Linked DNA regions of Homo sapiens: region 2 is linked to region 1. Evidence: read pairs that join two places in POLR2A ChIA-PET (ENCODE). Cell type or tissue: A673. All regions are shown on one strand.

Region 1 (2,500 bases):
GGAGGCAGGAGCGGGCAGCAGGAAAGAAAGGACCATAAAACATGGCAGGGATGCCCGCCTTGCACCCTCACTAGGCAACAAATGGCTTTTACCCCAGGCCTAGGCCAGGGGCTGCACGCTCTGAATAGGGGACTGACTGGGGGCTCTGGGGCCTGAGAGAAGCACCCCATTGGGGTGGAACAGGTTTGCAGGCCTGCAGCCTTGTTCCCACGGCAGGACCTTCTCCCTCCTGGGTGAGAGGCAGGAGACGGCCAGGTGTAGTCGAAGGAAGAGTGATTCAGAGCCAGAAGCCCAGTTCTCTGAGCTGCAGACTCACCCTGCACTGTGGGCCTGCCCAGGCTGTGGATTCTGTGAATTCTGTGTCCCATCTCAGGGGCAGGCCTGGCTCTGAAGGGGAGCATTGGTTCTCGGGGGGTGGCCCTGCCTGACCCTGGCCCCACCTGTCTGTGTTTCAAGGTGAGGCCACTCGGGGTGGGCGAGGGCTCCTTTGATGGGCAGACAGCATGAGGGAGGGCGTCTTTTGAGGGGGACACTGCAGCGGGGCAGTGTCCTGCATGCTAGGCCTGGTGCCCACACATACCCGCTTTCTGAAAAAGGGGCTGAGGAGCCTGCCTGTGGGGAGGAGGTGAGGACCCCTCAGAAACCTCCAGGATTTCTCTCAGACCCCAGCGAAAGGCTTGTGCTGGGCCAGCCTTTGTGGGATGGGGGTCCCAGCCCCATCTCCCTTGTAGGATAGGCTGCAGGCTGAGCCAGAGCTCAGTGCTTTGGTGCAAAACCTGGGCAGGGGATGGGCAGGCAGCCCTGCAGCATGGCCCACCCACCACAAGGTGACCCCTGAACATTGCACCCGGAGAAGCTTCATCCTGTGACCTATGCCAGCCTGTGGGATGGACACTGGGTCCCTGTGCTTGGGACCCAGGCCAAGGAAGCTCTGAACAATGGGATATGCAGGGAGAAATCAGTTCGCAGACCCGCGGTGCCTGGCTCCTGGCCACTGCGATTGTGTGCCTGTGTGAGACGCCTTTACAGAGGGCACAGTGCATGCATGCATGTGTGTGTGTGTGTGTGTGTGTGTGTGTGTGTGAATCACTCCTGCTTACATACAAAACCTCAGAGCTCAAGCAAAACAAAAAGACTGAATGAGACCCATCCCACGAGGGGCACTTGAGAGCCTTTGCCTCTTGGTGACTCATCTCCCACAGGCAGCAGGAAACAAAAGAGATTCAGGGGTTTCCCCACAGTGTGTGTTTACGTCATTGTGAATCAATTATCTTCCACATGAAACATCACAATTTTCAAAATAGGAAGCAGTTTAGCAGATGTGTGTGAGTTCACAAGAACCTTTGGTTTTCACTGAAGAAACAGTCCTGGTGGATGGGCTGTAGCTGCCTGGGATGTCCTGTTCTATGTGTGTGTGCAGGCCCTTTGGGCAGCGTGGGGTGCTGGCCGCAGAGTGCACTGAGCTGGGACAGCTAGGCGCTGGCTGACCCTGTGACGGCTGCTCTCCAGGGGCCCAGATGCGTGGGTTCCCACTGTAGGCCAGGGACGGAGTAGCACTTCACCTGCTTCAGTGGCCCATTTCACAGATGAGGCCACAGAGGCTCAGAAATTACCCCCTCCAAAGTGTCAGGATTCAAACTGCATGAAGAGAGGTGTTTGCTGAATCCAAGAGGGGGCAGTCATGGGGATCTCTTGGGGGTCAGCCAGGTCACTGAGGCCCAGTGTGGCTGTGTGTGGCCATGGGGGAGTGCAGCTGGGACTGAGTGGTTGGAGGAAAGGCCCAGGGCATGTCCCCGCCCGACTACAGGAACATGCTGGGCAGGCGGGGACTGCAGGGCCAGGGCCAGCCTGTGGTTGTGACTGTAAGTCCCCCTCACCTGGGATCTGGGACCACAGGCCTCCCACATGGTCTCAGAAGGTCCCTTGGGGAACGGGGGGATTGAATGGGCGTTGTGAGTGAGCAAACGTGAAGCAGGGACTCCGGGCCTGACAGCGCTGGCTGCTCTCTTGGCCATCCTCCCCAGATGTACCGTCCCAGGTGTATTAAGTCCGCAAATCCAGGAAATGGCAGAGCCAGGACTTCCCCGGGCCCAGGGTGACCCCAAAGGCTCATAATGTGGTGCTAGAGACCAAGGGGAGTGACACCAGCTCAGGCACTGGGAGCATCACAGTGAGAGGCAGGCGGCACAGACCTGGCAAAGGAAGACAGAGCTAAGGAGAGGCCGGCCTAGCTCCCCACACAGATGTCACCTGGAAATGTGGTGACAACTCCATGACCCAGCAGGAGGAATTCTGGCCCCTGCACAGGAAGCTCAGAGCCAGAGGGGCCACCAAGGGGGTTTTCTCTGCTCCCTCGCAGCCAGACCCCAGTGTCTTCCAGGGGAGGGCAGCCCTAGTGGTCTGTCCACCCAAAGCCTGCCCCAGGCTGTCTGTCAGCAAATCCTGCCCAAGTGTTGGCTGGTGGCTTTCAGGGCTGCCCCACAGCCACCTGCTACTCTCA
Region 2 (2,500 bases), 220 kb before region 1:
TATTTTGCAGGTACTGACTAGCCCGGGGTTGGCCCTGTCTTTGAGGTGGGGAGACTAAGACAGTGGCTCACACCACACGTAGGAAAGATCACCCGTGGACAAGGAGGGCTTCATGGACATGAGGCCACTGGGCCATGTTTTGAAAGAGGAGCAGAAGCCGGCAGCGTAGAGGAAGCTGGGAGGTGGCTAGAGCAGGGGACTCCGGGGTTGGAGAGAGGGGATGTGGAGGTTTGCAGGGAGAGAAGAGGTAGCTTGAGGAGCAAGCAGCGGCCAGGTCAGGAAAGATCATGCTCTCAACAGCACCCGGCCTGGTCAGACTGTGAAAGCCGCCTGCTGCTCCTGGGCCACCAGGCTCACCTGCAGAGAGCCACCCCATCCCAGCCCCAAGGGTCTGGCCAGGCTCCCCGGGTATGGTCTGGCTGGCACCTGTCTTCTGGGCAGCTGCTCCCAGCCCTCAGCTCCCCTCCCTCCACTTGCTCAACTTGGGGCAGCAGGGCAGAGCAGCTCTGGTACCTTCTTACAGTAGATGAGCTGGTGGTCAAAGAGAAAGAACATTCGCTGCTGGCTTTTGGCTTGAGGCTGTGTAACTCGAGTCAGCTCCCCCGAGTAGATGAGTTCTGAGCTCCTGACCAAGAGATCTTCTCCCTGGGAAGATCCCAAGGAGAACCATGAGCCTCGCATACCCAACCGTGGGCTCCACTTCCTGCCCCCATCATGGGTGGGTGGCGCACCTCCCCCTGGCCTTGCCTGCAGCGCCCACCTGGCCAGGCCATGGTGGGAGGGGGAGGAAGAGGTGGCACGTCTGGCCTGTGAGTTGGCTGTCCTTGCAAAATAGGAGCCCCCTGTCACCAGTGGCCTCTGGTGGCTGTTGGGCACTGGAAGTGTGGCTAATCCATATTAATTAGATGTGATGTCAGTGTAAGATACATATTGATTTTGAAGACTTCATATGAAATAATGTAAAATATTTCATTAATGATAGTTGATCACAAGTTGAAATGCTATTTTGGAGTTAAATGAAACATTATTAAAATTAAATTCACTTGTTTTTTTCCCTTTTTAAAGATGGCTACTGCATAGCATACGATTCCATATGTGGCTCACATACTAGTTTGATTGGACAGTGCTGCCCTAGAGAAGAATTAGGCCTGTCTGGGATTCACCTCTGAGGCCAACCTTTGAGATCTCTAAGGAGGCCCTCTTCCCAGCTAAGTGCACTGAGTACCTGAAGGTCCATCATCCACCCTTGGGCTTCATACTTTTAGACTAAGCCCTGCCCTGGTCTCATTCTACCTTGAAAATGCAAACCCCAGCTGGGAGTGGTTGGCGGTGGCCTGTTTGGGATGAGTGACTCTGGAGGGCCCTGAGCCAGGGCTGGGCCTCACAACTGCCCCTATTGCTCAGCCCCGCCTCACAGCTGACTGCCCCTATTCCTCAGCCCCGCCCCAGGGCTTCTGATTCACTGTGTCTAGGGTGGGGCCCTGGAATCTGTATTTTCATAATGTTCTGTGGCTGATACTGATTGATTTCCAGGCCATTTCTCTCGCTGACAGCTGGTGCATGGTGGTGGCAGCACCCATGTGGGTAGGGAGCCTTCGGGAACAGATCAGGAGGTGGCAGATTGGCAGATGCAAGTGGGGGTGGGTGGAGGGGGACAGGAACATCGTCATTAGTTCTAAGGCAAGATTGGCAGATGCAAAGGGAAATGTGCAAGTCAGACAAACAGAACCAGGAGGCTCTGATGGGTGGCGATGCATTTTTGGTCATGCTGTGTTGGGCCTGCAGCCTTCTGTTAGGAGTCCCAGAAGTGAACTAAAACAGGGATCTGGCCTGTCCCCTGAAGGCAGAGGAACAGAACACAGCTGAGGAACACACTTCCTCTGTTGAGGGCTTCTCCTGGGCTGGCTGGCTGCTCATGGGAGGAGTTTCACATAGAAAAGAGGCCACCAGGTGCCAAAGCCTGCTACGGTAGGCAGCAGCAAAGGTCCAGAGCCCACGCTGGGGACAGGCTTTCACACCATGAGCATCTGTTGCTAGCTCCCAGGAGCGCAGCTCCCTGCTTCAGCTCCCTTCTAGATTTTTCAGGGGCAAGCATGATTTTAAAGCGAGGGGCCAAGACCTCCTGGAATTTTCTGTGCCCCCAGGCCCTCACCTCCCAGTCCTCTATGGAGCTCTGCCACTGAGCAATCTTGTCGATGTTCTCAAGTCTCCGCTTCCGCTCGTTGATGAGCTGGGCCACGTTCTTCATGGCATGCAAGGCGGCTTCAACATCCTTGAAGTCCCTGGGGCAGAACAGAGATGGAAGGCTGCTGCAGGCTGGAGACAGAGAAAGGGTGAGGATCCCCTGCAGCCCCCACGTGTGGAGCTGCTTTCCTCTGGGGCTGTGCCCTTTGACCACATCCTCACTATCAGATGCACAGCCCCTCTCTTCTCCATAAATGGCAAGCACAGAGCAGAGCTTAATATCCTGTTGGCATCCTCTTCCCCCATTGCAAGGAGC

The links. Peaks named below come from ENCODE experiments on the same cell type or tissue, not always from the same donor. Only the 100,000 strongest peaks of a DNase experiment are listed, where the experiment ranks them.
Region 2: POLR2A ChIA-PET joins it to region 1 with 7 read pairs; 2 of 35 experiments call an interaction of 5 or more read pairs at or near these places.

The regions. Positions count from the first base shown.
Region 1 is chr2:130,823,323-130,825,822 of GRCh38, reverse strand. No RefSeq gene overlaps it. Among named protein-coding and RNA genes, the nearest start is that of ARHGEF4, 12 kb to the left of the region's middle. RefSeq lists enhancers at 1-133, 1,156-1,315, 1,476-1,525, 1,288-1,865, 1,866-2,441. In A673, no CTCF peak of the experiment used is centred here; a DNase peak (open chromatin) is centred at 1,192.
Region 2 is chr2:131,041,597-131,044,096 of GRCh38, reverse strand. It overlaps ARHGEF4 (Rho guanine nucleotide exchange factor 4), which reads right to left. Exons shown (of 14, transcript NM_001367493.1): 10 at 2,153-2,282; 11 at 514-645. Among named protein-coding and RNA genes, the nearest start is that of SMIM39, 7.8 kb to the right of the region's middle. RefSeq lists an enhancer at 1,470-2,342. In A673, no CTCF peak of the experiment used is centred here; no DNase peak of the experiment used is centred here.